2 separate regions of the Homo sapiens genome follow, and region 1 is linked to region 2. A link is an interaction called in ENCODE POLR2A ChIA-PET data of the cell type or tissue named here. Cell type or tissue: Panc1. All regions are shown on one strand. Each heading gives the region's core, and the rest is flanking DNA. Links, peaks and the distances in the headings are about the cores only.

Region 1 (8,303 bases), core at 3,319-5,818, 190 kb after region 2:
AAAAAAAGATTGTCCATGTGTTGATTATTGATGCTGTATACATGGGCTTTGATTTATTATTTTCTCTACTTTTGTGAATGTTTGGAATTTTCCACAAGTCAAAACAAAAAACAAATCTAGCAATAATTTTTGATGTACATAAGGATTCAAGGAACCCATGCAAGAGTTCAAGCTGAGAGAGAGGGAGAGAGAAGCTCCTACTTTATGAAATCCTGGCCCAGTCTCTACTTTCCATAAGAAACTACAGCCTTGAAAACGAAGCTGCTTGCTCAAGGCCACAGACCTGATTTGTGCAGGGGTGAGACTAATATCCGGCATGGCTCCCAGTCCAACAGATTACAGTGCAAATTCTTCAAGACTAAAAAACATAAGACTATATTTACAGGGATTATTTCTACAGTTCATTACTAGAGAAGTTTCTCTCAGGATGTAGAGCAGAAAAGATATATTAAAAATGACTGTGAAGGAATAGTTGTCAAGAAAAAATGAAAAGTATTAAAAAGATTAAAAACAAACAAAAAACTGATTTAAAGAACTGTAAATCCATGCATTATGAATTCACTCTTTCATCCATTTTATTTCAGTTATTGTATTTTTCACTAAAATTCCCACTTCTTTATATCTTCTGTTTTCTTGCCAAGACTTTCTATATTTCCATCTGTTTCAAGAGTAGCTTTACTTCTTGGACTATTTTAATAATAGGGGCTTTATAAAGTTTTATTTATTTTTTAACTGTAGCCTTAACAAATTTCCACAAACTTAGCAGCTTAAAATAACAGCCTTTTATTATCTCACAGTGTCTACGGGTTAGAAGTTTGAGTGTAATGTAACTCACCAGAATTCTCTGCTTAGGGTCTCAAAAGGTCTAAGTCAAGGTGTCAGCTGACCTGGGGTCTTATGTGGATTTCCTTGGGGGAGAATACACTTACAGGCTCATTCAAGTCTGTGTGGGTAGAGGACTGAGGTCCTTAGTTCTTGCTGGCTGTCAGCTGTTTGTCATTCTCATTCCTTGGCTCATGGCCCCTTCCATCTTCCATGCCAGAAATGTTACGTTGAAAACTTCTTATACTTCCAGTCTCTCTGCCTTCCCCATCTGCTACCAGCTGGAGGAAGATCCCTGCTTTTAAAGGCTCATATAATTACCTAAGGCCCACCTGGATAATCTAGACAACGAATCCAGGCTAGTTGATTCGTACCCTTCATTACATCTGCAATGTGCTTTTGCCAAATCAGTCACATACTCCCAGGATAAACACTAGGAGGTCAAGCTCATGGAGGCCACAAATCTGCAGACCACAGTCTATCAGATAATTCCAACATAGGCACCACCTCAGCTTTAGCCTGTGTCTTTTTTCACGAGTTATTTTCCTGGTTCTTCACATGCTGAGTAAATTTTGCATTGTATCCTGGACATTTTTAACATCACACTCTTAGAGACTCTTGATCTTGTTTAAATCCTATGGGGAATGCTGGTATTTTGTTGAGCAGGCACTGGCCTGGCTGGATTCAGTCCCCAGGTCCTGACCAGCCTTCTGTAGAACATGGTATCAGTGTCACTTTCACTTTCAAAGCCTTTGCAGTGCTCCTCAGCAATGTCCTGCGGTCCCTACTTGCTTGGTGGCCAGCCTGCCTTCCAGGCGATGGTCTATCCCATAGCCGAGTTCCGTCTTTGGCAACCTGTTCTGGCTCACATCACGCGTGCATAGCTCAGTGTTGAGCCTATAAGTTAACTAACAACTTCATGGGGTCACTTTCCTGAGCAATTCCCTCTCTGGAATCTCCCTAGTATCCCTTCCAGTGACCTGGGCTCCCCTTTTCAGACTCCAACCAGAAACCTACGGCTTTAATTACTCCGTTTAGCCATGCTATTCTTGTGCCTGCATCTTGCCTGGGACTGAGCTGCAGGAGGGAAGAGAATAAAAAGGCAACTGGGGTTTTCCCCATTCCCTAAGAGTTTTAGGTGTTCACACACTCCTGCCACTGCAGGGCTGAGTGGAGGAGAGGAAGCAAGAGGGAAAAAAATAATGGCTTTCTCCCACTTTCTGTCTTGGGGCCCAACTACAAAACTACTCTGTAGCTCTCCCTGTTCATACTGGGTACCTGCCTTCAGGTTTTGGACAGCCAGAGTCCAGGGCAGGGGATGCTGAAGGGAAGACAAGAAACTCACTACTGGTGCAAAGTGGTGCTTCAAATTCTGGCCTTCTCTCCCATCCGCCTGTTACCGTTTACTTGTCGGAGTCCTCAACAGCTGCTCCATGCACATGTCCAGGTCTTACAGCCACAGACAGTGGGAGAGGCAAGATGGAGTATGCTCCCTCCACCTCCCAGAACCACAGCTCCACATCCATGCATTTTAAAATACATTTATAGTGGTTATCATTGGGAGGGGTAAGAGGATTGATTTTTATTTCCTTCTTCCTAATTTTCTGTATTTGTCAAATCACCTACAGTGACGAGTATACATTATCTTTGAAGTCAGATGGTTTCTCTGCAGAATCCTGCAGAAGTACTACCAGCTTTAAAAGTCTTAACTGATAGGGGCTACCTACAGTATGCCATTACTTACCTTCCAAGAGAAAGCTGGAATAACTGTCTTTCCCCTTAGAGTTGTATTTGCTCTTCTTTCAAAAATAGTTCAATTAAAAATTAATATATATATATATTTTTGAGATGGAGTCTTGCTCTGTCACCCAGGCTGGAGAGCAGTGGCGCAATCTCGCCTCACTGCAAGCTCCGCCTCCTGGGTTCACGCCATTCTCCTGCCTCAGCCTCCCGAGTAGTTGGGATCACAGGCGCCCGCCACCATGCCCGGCTAATTTTTTGTGTTTTTAGTGAGATGGGGTTTCACCATGTTAGCCAGGATGACCTTGATCTCCTGACCTCATGATCTGCCCACCTCAGCCTCCCAGAGTGCTGGGATTACAGGCATGAGCCACCACGCCTGGCCAAAATTAATATTTTTAAACACTCTCTGGGTTCCATTTCTTGTTCAGATACTGATACTTGTTTTCCAACATTCATCTTATTAACTACTATACTAACAAAGCAACTGAGATTTTAATCATAAAGGGGGACCGGGCGTGATGGCTCACACCTGTAATCCCAGCACTTTGGGAGACGGAGGCAGGTGGTTTACTTGAGGTCAGGAGTTTGAGACCAGCCTGGCCAACATGGCGAAACCCTGTCTCTACTAAAAATACAAAAAAATTGGCTGGGCGTGGTGGCGTGTGCCTGTAATCCCAGCTACTTGGGAGACTGAGGCAGGAGAATCGCTTGAATGTGGGAGGCGGAGGTTGCAGTGAGCCAAGATTGCACCACTGCACTCCAGCCTGGGTGACAGAGTGAAACTCTGTCTAAAAAAAAATAAATAAATAAAAAATAAAAATAATAATAATAATAAAGGGGACAAGAAATTTATAAAAGCCTAGTAATTTAAACAATTTCTAAAAGTAGTTCCTCCTTCACAAACACATTCCCACTAGCTCCTGGAAGATTCACTTAGCACCTTCACCTCACATTCCCCTACTGGGTTATCTGGCATCAAGCCAGGGACCAGGAAACTACCCCCACTAAAGCAGTTTGACTATAGAGCTAGTCTGGCTCAGGTTTCTGGGCCCTCACTTGCACCAACTCCTTCCAAGGTCCCGAGAAAGGCCCTAAGCAGAGTGTCCCTATGGTCATACACTTTTGTAAAATTTACCCCCAAAATATTCTAATTGCAATAAATTAAGACTACTGCCTTTTCCCACTGCAACTCTGCCTCTGTTCCTCTTCCCCTTCATGTCAGGTAGCTTGGGAGGTGCTGCTGGCATTTTTGAGATCCACGTAAGGGTACATTAAGTTGGAGAAAGACACTTAGTTTGGGTTTAACAGGACACATTTATGCTGTTTACAGTTACTTCTACTATGCAAACCTAGGTGATTACCAGCAATCTCAATGCGGGTATTCCTTCTAGAAATACTATCACCCACTGTGCTGGTTCACCAGGGCTTTTATGAAATAAAGGTGAAGGGCCAGGGATCCTGTGGCAATGTGAATAGGTCCAATGGGGTCTGACTCAGGGAAGTGTGTGGGCAGTGGAAAGGAAACATGGTTTGAAATGGAGGGAGCCAGTTGCTTGTTTGTGGGGAATTTACCATCAGACGTGCTAAAATATAAGCGAATAGATCAGTTACCAGAAAAATAATCAATATAGCAGTACAATTCTGTGTGCCTAAGATGTGTGTTTTTTTTTTTTTTCTTTTTTGAATGGAATTGTGCGAAACAGGATTTACCTGAACACCTGTTTTTCTGGGACACCAACCTGTAGCAGTACTAGAAACAGCAAATACGTCTATGTGAAACCATAAGTTTTATGTACCCTATCAACAATAAAAATTTATCTACTGTGCTAGAGGAATCACTGAGTTCTTTCTATATCCTGTCATATGAAAATGTGATTAAAAAGTACACAGCCAAAGGAAGAAATATTACACAGGTGTGTTAGATAATTAACAAACGTTATTTTTCTCAATTTAGCCATTTGCATTATTCATCAGCTTTTTCAAATTTGTTACGTTCTCATTCTAAATATTCACTTTTTTTTTTTTTTTTTGAGACAGAGTCTCGCTCTGTCACCCAGGCTGGAGTGCAGTGGCGTGATCACGGCTCACTGCAACCTCCACCTCTCGGGTTCAAGTGATTCTCCTGCCTCAGCCTCCTGAGAAGCTGGGAATACAGGCACATGCCACCACACTTGGCTCATTTTTTGTATTTTTAGTAGAGACGGGGGGTTTCACTGTGTTAGCCAGGATGGTCTTCATCTCTTGACCTTGTGATCCACCTGCCTCTCCATCTCTTGACCTCGTGATCCACCCACCTCGGCCTCCCAAAGTGCTATGATTACAGGCGTGAGCCACCGCTCCCAGCCTCACTTTCTAAATTAGTTTTTATTTGTAACTTTGCATTCTTTCTCTTAAAGAGTTCTCCCCTTCCCCCAAATTGTATACCTTCAAGCTCCATAAAACCTGGCATCTACCTCTGCCTCAGAAGAAATCTGATTAATTCATTCAAATATTTATTGAGCTCTATTCTGTTTCAGGCAAGTCTAAATGCTTAGGGATACAGGAGTTCCTAAGAGAGAAAAATTCCCCCCTATATAGTGGACAAATACAAAGAAGAGAGTACCTAATATATATTAAATGGTGATTTAAGTGCCTTGGAGTGAGTAAAGTGAGGGTGGTAGAGAGGAAGTTGGCAGCTGGAGGGAGACAGGGAGGAGGCTTCATCAAGAGGACAAGGTCCAAGACAAGGCCTCAAAAATGCACTGGTACACATTACAACAGCTACCGTGTCCTGTATGACCACCACTGCAAGGAGATGCATGTCAAGCCCTTCGCTTATGTCATCTCATTTAATCCTCACAATAACCATGTGCAGCTGGCATCAAGGAACTCAGGCTCAGAAAGGTTAGTGATTTGTTAGCAGTCACTCAGCTCCACAAGCGGCCTCAACCCCATCGTGATTGCATGGTGTGCACAGAGCACACAAAGATACAGAAGTTTAATTCAGAAAGGGAGACGACTGAGAAAGTAACCAGTACTACCTGCCCACTGCAGTCACAGAGAGAGCAGAAAGAAAGAGGCAGCACCGCTGGCTAGCCTGACCTGGAGCAGCTTTCCTCACAGGGGAACAGGAGACCAGGTGGACAAAGGACATAGTGTGTGCACAGGCAGAGGACTACATAGAAACTGCAGGAGCAGCTGGGAAAGGATGAGTATAGTTGGGCTGAGACACCCGAGGGGAGGTGGGGAGGTGGCCTGGGGTTGTGCTGCGCGAGCTCTAGTGGGCCAACTGGTTGGAATCTCATACCAAAGTAGGTTTTGCAGCTGGGATAGGACATGACCACATTTTCATTTTGGGAAGCAATCAGGAGGATGGGCGGGGAAGGGGAAAGATGGGATTAAGCAAGATTCATCACTGCATCCTACAACATTATAGGGCCTTTTTGTTTTTGAATTTTAAAATGGCAATAAGCTAAAACACCAGTTTAGGGGAAAACAATTCATGACTCTTAAAATAAAACCACTTACAACACTCTAACTACCCTCCTGATCCTGTTCACCTCCTCATGTATTTTTACAACACTATGATTGCTGTGTACACACCATTTCAACTTTTCAGTTAAGTCACATTTTAAAGCATATTTCCATGGATCAAAATGGTTCAAATTTTCCTTGGATGGGAGGATGGGATTCAGCTTGTGGAAGCATGTTTACTTGCTATGGAGTACTCTACCCTACTGACACAACAAAGTTTATCAGATTGTTTTGAAAAGTGTGATTCCAAAATCAAAATCTTTGCCACATACTGCTACTTTCCAAAAAGATTAGACCAATTTATAGAATCACTGTCAACTAAACGCTCCCCAGAAAATCACCAAAGACTGGGCTTTATCATATTGCTTTGTAGGATCCTCAACTTTTCAACTCCCTGTGGCATTGACAAATACGCTATGGTCAAAGGACTCTATATTCTGATCTCAGAGAACATGACCGGAATTACCTCAGCTCAGTATCCAACACTACAATGGGGTTTTGCCTGTATATCTAGCACTATGCTGTGTTTATGAAGCTCATGACGCACTGAGTAAAGGGGAAGCTGGCAAGCTGATATGAAAGTGGGTGAAGGAAAAATAAGAACAAAACTGAAAGGACAAGCAGCAGTAAGAAAAATCTGTTACTGTCCGAATATAGAAGAGGTATTGATGTGACTAGAAGCAGGGGTGTTTGGAAAGGAAGGAAGCAACTGAATTCTTTGGGCCAAATGGATTTAAATGAGCTCACATGGAATTGCCCATGCATTGATCTTTGCTTTGGCAATCCAGTTCATACCATTCCCTCTAAACAGGATAAATTTGCTTAATTATTGCCTAATTTTTTCTCTACTGTTTTTTGTAAATATCCAGGGTTAGCTTGTTCTACTTTCTACTCGGATTATTTGTCCACCTGATAATAATAATGGCTAACATTTATTAAGCACTTACCTTGTGCCAGGCATCTTGTTAACACAGCTTTTTTTATTTATTTTTTTATTTTTTTGAGACAGAGTCTCGCTCTGTCGCCCAGGATGAAGTGCAGTGGCACAATCTTGGCTCAATGCAACCTCCACCTCCTGGGTTCAAGTGATTCTCGTGCCTCAGCCTCTCAAGTAGCTATGATTACAGGCGTGCGCCACCAGCCCAGCTAATTTTTGTATTTTTAGTAGAGATGGGGTTTCGCCCTGTTGAGCAGGCTGGTCTGGAACCCCTGAGCTCATGCAATCTGCCTGCCTCGGCCTCCCAAAGTGCTGGGATTACAGCCACTGTGCCTGGCCAAGTAAATTTTAAACTCATTTTTTGAATAAGGAACCTGAGGCAGAGAGAAATGAATACACCTTATATCAACTTCCTCTTTGGGAAAGGAATTAGTATACAAGGAACCTGGAAATTTACTAACGACTGATAGTCCTATAGGTAAATAAGCCAGCAAACGTCTGCAGTCCAGGAAACTGCATCATCAGCATTTAGTTTGTTAACAGTGAACCACCTAATGAGAATCTGCAACAAGGATAGGGCACATGAGAAGTACAGATGGTATTTGCAAGTACCCTAGGTGTGACCCTAAACTGGTCATTCCACCTCTCTCAACCTCCCTTTCCTCTACTTTAAAACGGGGCTGTGCAACTTGGTCATGTCTCTGAAGAGTTTTGGAAAACTGAATAAATAACGAGCATGAAGTGCTTCCTAAACCTTTAAGGACCTCAAAAAACAAAACAAAACAAAACTTTCAACAAGCAGATGTAGAAAATTTAAATTATATTTGGCCTACAAGTAAAGGTTACTCCATGCTTCCCTACCTCAAATGTCCTCTCCCATCTCTCTGGTACTGAGAAAATCTGTGTCGCCTGTTATAAGGCAGTCTACACAAGACCAACACGCTAACCCACTGCCACCTCAGGGTTATCAAACATTTACACAGTGGCCCAGACAAAAATATCCCACGGAAACAAAACAAAAACAAAAACCCAGAGAGAAAAACCACCCTTTAAAGATTTGGCCTTGGGTTTTAAATTTGCCCATCCCTTTTTAACACTATGTATTGACAATCTTTCCTTCAATGATGCCTTGTTCTAATTTCTGCTTTTCACATCCATTAATGGCACATGATAGGCCAGGGGTTGCTGCCATAGCGTAAACGGAAAAGGTGCCCGTAATTCGGGTGTGTAATGTACTGGGCCATATTCTGGTCCCCAGTTTTCATGGGTTTCCCAAAGGCTACCCACT
Region 2 (8,303 bases), core at 3,916-6,415:
GGGGCCTGTGGCGTGGGAGGCCTGAGAGGGCAGATCCGGGAGCACCCGCCTGGGTGGCCCTGTCCCGAGCGCCTGGCCGTCCCAGGCAGGGGGTGGGCGCCCCTGGGCCGGACCCCCATCTCGGCCTCGGAGGGAGGCTGCGGCCCAGCAGGGGAGGAGGCGCAGCTGGGGATCCCACCAGGGCGCACTCACCCAGGCGCAGCAGCACCGCGCACACCTCAGCCAGGCGTCCCGGGACCGGCGCGGCACGCTCGGGCGCGCTCCAGGAGAGGCCGGCGCGCAGCAGCCGCGCGTGCACGTACTCCCGGCCCAGCGCCTTGGCCTGGGCCACCAGCTCCTTGTCTGTGGGCGAGCGGTCAAAGGCGTCCATGATCTCGGCGGCGAAGACCGAGGAGCGCCGCAGCACCTCCATGGCGGCGACGCGGGTGGGGGGCGCCGCACCTGCGGGCACAAGCGCTCAGCCGGGTGGAGGGAGGCGGCGCGGGGAACGGGGCGCGCGGGGCGCCGGGCTGGGCGTGGCCCTCGGGAAGGGCCGTAGCCGGCGCCGGGTCCGCTCTCGTTTTTTGTGCCCCAAATCTTTAAAAACCCAGCGCCACCTTCTTTCAGAGCCCGAATTCAGCTACAGACATTCCCCGAGGCTGCCAGGGACCGGTGGGGCCGCGGGGAGACGGCGGTTTGCTCCGGGGCCGCCGGGCCCGCCCTCGAAGACGAGTGCGTGGGCGGCGGGGGCGGAGGGCACAGCCCAGCGCGTCCCCCACGGCGACTGCCAGGACCCGGCCCTCCCCGCCCCGGCCCGGGGCCGCCCACCTCCGCCGCTGGCGTCCTGCGCGCGTGTCCCCGGCCTCGCCGTTCCCGTGGCACCCCGGGCACCCCGGCACGGACGCCACGCCCGCCGCGCTCACCTCTCCCGCCGCATGGCGCGGGCGCCGGGGTGGAGTTCTGGCTTCAGGATCTGCTCGCCGCCGACGACGACCTCGACCCTTCCATTCAGACCCGCGAGGACGCGCGCCCCGCCCCGGCGCCCGCCCCGTCCACGCCCGAGCCGGGAGCGCCAGGTCCACGGGGCTTCCCGCGCTCTTGGGGGGCTCCTGCCGCGGCGTCGGGGGCCTGGGCAGCGAGGTGGGCAGCGCGCGACTCCCAGCTGGCGAGAGGCTGGGCTTGGGGCTTGGCCTTCTAAGGGAAAGGCAACCCTGGGGGCGGAGTCGGGGAGACGCTTTCCGAGCTTCCCCGCTTAAGGAGGACCGAGCGAGTTCCCTGGATGCGCCCGGAGAAGGCGACCAGGCCGGAGCGGCCCCCGCAAGGCAGAGCAGTGGGGACCTAGAGCCAGCCCCAGCCGCCTGGGTGTTCCCCGGGGTCCATTTGAAAATTGGGTTGTCTTCTTCGTTCGTAGAGGTTCTTTCCAGAGTCTGGAGACGTGTTCTTGGTCCGGACGCATGCCCTTTGTATTGTAGATGGATTATTGGATTCGCATTTATTGAAGTTATTGCAAATATCTTCCTCTATTTTGTGGTTTACTTTTGCTTTGGATGAACAGGAGTTACTCTTAGTGATGTCCAATTTATCAATATTTTCTTTATGGTTAGTACCTTTTTATTGGGATATCCTCCTGTATTTCCTTTTAGAAGCTTGTTTTAGGGCTCATATTTAGATCTATGATTGATTACATATTAATTATTGTGAATGGTGTGGTACGGGGCTAGAGCTCATTTTTTTTCGTGTAGATATCCAATTGACCTGGCATCATTTATTGAAAAGCATCATTTTTTTTCCACCGAATTGGAGGAGTCCCCAACATCTCAACATAAATCAGCTGAAGAGTGTGTGTGTGTGTGTGTGTGTGTCTCGGAACTCTATCCCACTGGTTTATTTCTTTATCCTTGAATCAACCTCACACAGTTTGAACAATAGGATTAACCAACTTGGCCTAATTCACGTGTGTACAACACTATAAAATACTTATTCTTCCCATGTGCACATAGGATGTTTATCGAAATAGACCATATCATGGACCTTATACAAGTCTCAGCAAATCTCAACGGATTGAAATCTTACAGTGTGTCCTCTCTGAATTAAAAGTCAATAACAGAAAAATTACTGGAAAATCTGCAAATGCTTGGAAATTACATGTCACACTTCTAAATAATCAATGGGTCAATAATCACAGTGGAAGATTAAAATATGTTGACAAGAACAGTGAAAAATAAGACATATCAAATGCTGTACAGTGCAACTAAAACACTGCTTAGAGGAAATTTGATAGCTTTAGAAGAAGGATTGAAAATTAGGCCAGGTGAAATGACTCAGACCTGTAATCCCAGCATTTTGGGAGGCCTAGGTGGGCAGATCACCTGAGCTCAGGAGTTTGAGACCAGCCGGGTCAAAATGGTGAAAACCCCGTCTCTACTAGAGATACAAAAAATGAGTTGGGTGTGGTGGCAGGTGTCTGTAATCCCAGCTACTAAGGAGGCTGAGGCAGGAGAATTGCTTGAACCTGGGAGGCGAAGGTTGCAGTGAGCAGAGATCATCCCACCTGCACTCCAGCCTGGACAACAGAGTGTGATTCCATCTCAAAAAAAAAAAAAAAAAAGGAAAAAGAAAAATAAAATTACTGCTCTAAGCTTCCACTCAAGAAGCTAGAAAAGAACAATAAAACTAAAGATGAAAGGAAATAATAAAAATAAGAGCAGAAATTAATGGAATAAAGCAAAAAATAGAGAAAATCAACAAAGCCAAAAATTGGTTCTTTGAAGAGATTAATAGAACTGATAAATCCCCAGAAAGATTGAGTAAGAAAAAAGATAACACAAATTTCACTATCAAGAATGAAAAAGAGGACATCACTGTAGATACTACAAGCATTAAAGGGATAAAAAGATAGTATGGAGGACTTTTTGACAGTGCATTTGAAATTTTAGATGATACACAACTTACCAAAACTGACACTAAAAGAAATAGAAAATCTGGATAGTCCTACACCAATTAAATGCATTGAATCTGTAATTTAAAATCTTCCCACAAAGAAAATTCTAGGTTCAGATGGTTTCATTGAGAAATTCTTCTCAACAGTTAAAAAAATACCACCAGTCTCATACAAACCTGCACAGAGACTAAAAATGAGGGAGTATTTCCCAACTCATTTTATGAGGTCAATGTAATTTTAATACCGAAACCTGTCAGGAACATTACCAGAAGCTAGGAAAGCTATGGAACTTCTATCTGCTATGACTTTCCTGTCTGGGAAGTAGGAAGAATAATAATACCTACCTCCTAGGATTGTTGAGAGGACTGAATTCTTTTTTTTTTTTTTTTTTTTTGAGACGGAGTCTCGCTCTGTTGCCAGGCTGGAGTGCAATGGCGTAAACTCGGCTCACTGCAACCCCGCCTCCTGGGCTCCAGCGATTCTCCTGCCTCAGCCTCCCGAGTAGCTGGGACTACAGGCACCTGACACCACGCCCGGCTAATTGTTTGTATTTTTGGTAGAGAGGGGGTTTCACCATGTTGGCCAGGATGGTCTCGATCTCTTGACCTCGTGATCTACCTGCCTTGGCATCACAAAGTTCTGGGATTATAGGCGTAAGCCACAGCGCCCAGCCTGGGAGGACTGAATTCTTAATCCATGTCATGTAGTAAGTGCTCAGTCATTGTTAGCTGCTTTTTCAGAAAAGCTGTAGTACAGTAAAATCTGAGGGTGCATTTTAATGAACTCTTTAATGTAGAGTCTAGAGCTCCTTGGACAGTGTGCGCCTCAGATTTCTGAAGAGCAGTCAGGTTTGGGATTCCCTGTAGATAGCATTACAGAAATGCAGAGAGGGAAAAGATCTCGCCCAAGGAGTCACTGCAAGACTGGGCATGGCCAGACTGTAAACCTTGGGGTCTAACTCCATGGTTCCTGAAGTACCTCTGTCAGGGGAAGAGCCTGTACTTGCAGGCAGGAGACCAGGAAGCTCACACCTGCAACCTTCCCGCTGTGTAGCCTCAGGCAACTTCCTGCCCCATTCACAGGCTCAGTTTCCTCCTGTGCAGAATGAACTCATACTTCCTGCTTCCTGTCTCCTGTTGGAGCCGTCTCCTGGGCTCTGACATGGGGGTAGTGGGCCACTGGGCATAATTGATAGACATGTTCTGCATCCCAGGAGCTGCAGAAACCAGGTAAAGCTGTGTCTCTGGATGTTCAATATGGAACATTGCTAGCAGTAAGGAACTGAAAATGACCTAAGTGTGCCAGGCGTGGTGGCTCATGCCTGTAATCCCAGCACTTTGGGAGGCTGAGGCATGTGGATCACCTGAGGTTAGGAGTTCGAGACCAGCTTGACCAACAAGGTGAGACTCCGTTTCTACTAAAAATACAAAAAATTAGCCAGGCGTGGTGGCGCATGTCTGTAATCCCAGCTACTCGGGAGGCTGAGACAGGAGAATTGCTTGAACCCAGGAGTCGGAGGTTGCGGTGAGCCGAGCTCATGCCACTGCACTCCAGCCTGGGCAACAGAACGAGACTTTGTCTCAAAAAAAAAAAAAAATGACCTCAGTGTTTATGAAGAGATCAAGCCCAGCATGGTGACACCGCACTAGTAGTCCCAGCTCCTTGGGAGACTGAAGCAAGAGGATTGCTTGAGCCCAGGAGTTCAGGGCTGTAGTGCCTGTGAATAGCCACTGCACTCAGCCTGGGCAACTTAGCAAAGACGGGTTTCTAAAACAAATTTTAAAAAGAGAGCAGATGAGGAGATTAAGCAATCTGGAGTACCTAGACCGCAAACCCTTATTCAGACCTTAAAAAACTTGGGTCATGCTGGAGTTAGCTGAGGTCTTCCTGTCCACTGAGACCTGGAGGAGGCCCAGTCCCAGCCCTCAATTTCCCAAGAGTGCTTTGACTTCTTGGGAGCCTACATTTCTCCGGTCACCTTTGGCCCTGATTTTCTGTCTCTGCAGAACTCTTACATCCACTCTTGCCATGCAACTGACTCCTCTCTCTGCCCCAGTGTTGACCTAGCATGGAACTCGGTCCCTGGTTGGTGAGTGGGCTTCTGAGCGCTGATACCAGCCCACCAGACTGGCTTAAGCACAGGGCAGTTTGTTGATTTGTGTGACCAGAGAGAGGTCGGTTGGTTTCAGGCATAGCTGGATCCAGGAGTCTCTTTCCATCTGTGCTCCCCTGTGATGGCTCCACTCTCAGACAGACTGTCCTGGTGTAATTGCAGGATAAAGCCCACAGCTCCCTGTATATACCTCACAAGTTCAGGCTTTGCCAGTGGAAAAAAGTCGGGCTGTCCAGGTAGCTCTGGGAGATCCCTTGGGGTGGGCAGCTTCTGTACTCTGTCCATTTCCAAGCCAGCTGTGGCTGGACATGGGGAAGGTGTTAAGCAGTCAGGCCTGGGTCTCATACCTGGCCCTGGATGGTGTGGAAGCGGGTGGGCCCCCATCAGCTCCTGTGGAATGTGACCTGGAGGATGCTGGATTTCCATAAGAGCCTGCTCACTCAAGGCTGCTGTGTGGTCACAGAGTGGGGCGCAGAGGGGTCCATAACCCAGTGATGCCCACATTCAACATTGCAAATTCAAGCCAGCCCTCAGGCTTGGGATTCTCCCAGCCTAGCCATTCACCTCCTCATGGCTCCTCTCTATCTCATCTCTCATGTGACGGCTGCTTGCCTCCCCCACCCTGGTCCTCTCTCCTCCTTGGCTCAGGCCCTGCCATACAGAGCCAGCCCCTGACGGCACAGAACGGGAGCATCCTGGTTGTCCTCCTGGAAGGCTGCTGTGGCCTTGTGCCGCCTTGGAGACTGAGCTGAGCCCTCCCTCCCACGGTGACAAATGTGTGGTGCCCCCCAGAAGCAGGGCACCTTCCTCTGTGCAGCCACCTGCCCTGGCCGGCTGCAAATCTCAGATGCTGTGAGTAGATCTGTCATCCATTTCCTTTGCCCAGTGGGTCTGAGGCAGATCTGAGACTCTACCCCTAGCATGGAGTGGGGAGGGAGGTCTGCCGGTCTTGGAAGGCTTCCAGAGCCCCCCTCCCTGTCTCCAGTGACTTCCCTCACTGAGGGGTACCCCTTGGGGTAGAGGCCACTCTACCCCGTTGCCCTTGGCAACGCTAGACCCTGAAGTGAGTTGTGTGGGTGATACAGCTTGGATCTGTGTCCCAGCTCAAATCTCCCGTCAAATTGTAAACCCCAGTGTTGGGGGAGGGGCCTGGTGGGAGATGATTGGATGATGGGGGCTGATTTGCAGTGCTCGTGATAGTGAGTGAGTTCTCACGAGATCTGCCTCTTTAAAAGCGTGTGGCACCTTCCGCTTCACTCTCTTCCTCCTTCCGCCTCGTAAGACACGTCTCTTTCCTCTTCGCCCTCCGCCATGATTGTAAGTTTCCTGAGGCCTCCCAGCCATGCTTCCTGTACAGCCTGTGGAACCGTGAGCCAATTAAATCTCTTTTCTTTATAAATTACCCAGTCTCGGCTGGATGCGGTGGCTCACACCTGTAATCCCAGCACTTTGGGAGGCTGAGGCGGGTGGATCACCTGAAGTCAGGAGTTGGAGACCACCCTGGCCAACATGGTGAAACCCCGTCTCTACTAAAAATACAAAAAATTAGCTGGGTGTGGTAGCGGGCACCTGTAATCCCAGCTGCTCCGGAGGCTGAGGCAGGAGAATTGCTTGAACCCAGGAGGCGGAGGTTGCAGTGAGCTGAGATCGTGCCACTGCACTGCAGCCTGGGCTACAAGGGTGAAACTCCATCTCAGAATAAATAAATAAATAACCCAGTCTCAGGTACACTGGGGATGCCATGCCGGGGGTGGGTGGGACTGGGCGGGCGTTCAGCCTGCAGGCCACGGGGGTCGGTGGCAGCAGAGTCCTTGGACTTTGTGCCGGCCACCTCACTCTGGACTGGCCTCTCCACCCACTACCCGGTGGCCTTCAGATGGTCCTTTTTTTGCAAAACCAGGCAGAGGGTTGTGTGGCGAGCCGCCCGGAATCTTTCTGCTGGGTAGTGTGTGTCTGCACGTGCCCCAGGCTGGCACCCCTCCGTCACCTCCCGGTCACTGCAGGCTGCCTCTGAGGAGGGCAGTACCTGCCCACAAAGGCCCACGGAGCCATGGCTTCTTCCCAGTGGTGATCCCTGATGGGCTGGAAGGTGACCGAACCGCTTGTCCTTTATAAGCTGGGCTTGCTGCTTGCCGTTGAGGAAGAGCTTGTCATGGGTGTCAGCGTTTAAAAGTGGAATGTGAGTTTCTGAACGCGCTGGCATTGCAGGGGAAAGTACATACTTGCAGGGAAAAAGACACGAAGGAGACACAGGAGACGGGGGCGGGGAACGGAGGGTTCAGCAGCGGCGGCAGCCTCAGGCATAGGTGGGTCCTGCCTGGCCCTACCACTCCGGCCTCATTCTTTAGAGGGTCTGTTCTGAGCCCAGCCCCTAAGGGGTACTGAGCTGTCAGTATGTGCAGGGGCGTGGATGGTATGAGTGGGCCGGACAGGGTGTGGACCGGCATGGCGCGGCGTGGAGAGGCCAGAGGGACTGGGTGGGGCCGAACACAAGCGGCTCGCAGGAAGCCTCTGGAGTGCAGGGCGTGCTGCGGGTGCAAGAGACAGGCTGCAGCGCTCTGAGGGAGTCCCGCATTCTGAGTTGGATCAGAGCCTGGTGTCTCTGGTGGGGCCAGGACATTCTCATTGGCCAGTTCCTGTGCATGGGGTGACCCAGGCTGCATGGAGGGAGCCGCTTGTGGGTGGGCCACACCTCTCGTTCTCCTTTCAAAATGCTCCTGAGGTAGCAGCTGCCTGGCTGCTTCGCCATTGCCACCCCGTCCCAGCCGCGCCACCTCCTTCCGGACAGCCCCAGCACCCTCAGTGAGACCAGAGCCCCTCCTGCCTCTGCAGCCTCCTCTCCCGCTCCTCGAAGATTACTTTCCTTCTTCCTGGAACATTCTTCCCCCATCTTCAAACTCTGCCACCCGGCGTTTCCTCAGAGAACGCCCCCCACCCCACCCCACGGGTCACCCCCACTCCAGGTTCAAGTGGCCGAGGTGAATACTGGGTGGGCAGGGCAGGAAGTGGGCGGCAAGACACCTCCACCATCCCAGCCCACCCTCGCTGCGGTCGAACCTTCCCACTAGAACTAAAATGAGATTCCTGTGTTTTCACTTGGCCAGCGCAAGCCTTCCTCCTGGGCGGAGGGACCCCCCTGAGGTCTCCCCACCTCCCGTGGGGGGTTTCCCTGTGCCTGGGAGGCAGATGGGCTGTGGTGAGCCCTGAGTGGACTCAGCCAACAGCAGGGGCTGCTGCTATTGTGCCCCCCACCCCCTTAGTGGGTCCCCC

What was found. ChIA-PET counts read pairs that join two places held together with the same protein. Peaks named below come from ENCODE experiments on the same cell type or tissue, not always from the same donor. Only the 100,000 strongest peaks of a DNase experiment are listed, where the experiment ranks them.
Region 1: POLR2A ChIA-PET joins it to region 2 with 12 read pairs; 5 of 35 experiments call an interaction of 5 or more read pairs at or near these places.

The regions. Positions count from the first base shown.
Region 1 is chr2:241,356,966-241,365,268 of GRCh38, reverse strand. All of the region lies in intron 1 of FARP2 (FERM, ARH/RhoGEF and pleckstrin domain protein 2), which reads right to left. It overlaps LOC105373973 (a long non-coding RNA gene), which reads left to right. Exons shown (of 3, transcript XR_924066.2): 3 at 4,269-4,391. Among named protein-coding and RNA genes, the nearest start is that of FARP2, 4.8 kb to the right of the region's middle. In Panc1, for the core only: no CTCF peak of the experiment used is centred there; no DNase peak of the experiment used is centred there.
Region 2 is chr2:241,551,593-241,559,895 of GRCh38, reverse strand. It overlaps BOK-AS1 (BOK antisense RNA 1), which reads left to right and starts at 753. Exons shown (of 2, transcript NR_033346.1): 1 at 753-1,119. It overlaps BOK (BCL2 family apoptosis regulator BOK), which reads right to left and starts at 1,151. Exons shown (of 5, transcript NM_032515.5): 1 at 903-1,151; 2 at 193-441. The coding sequence starts at 412. It overlaps LOC105373974 (a long non-coding RNA gene), which reads left to right and starts at 7,055. Exons shown (of 3, transcript XR_924069.3): 1 at 7,055-7,212. RefSeq lists silencers at 129-258, 309-378, 409-488, 7,713-7,951 and an enhancer at 7,621-8,303. In Panc1, for the core only: no CTCF peak of the experiment used is centred there; no DNase peak of the experiment used is centred there.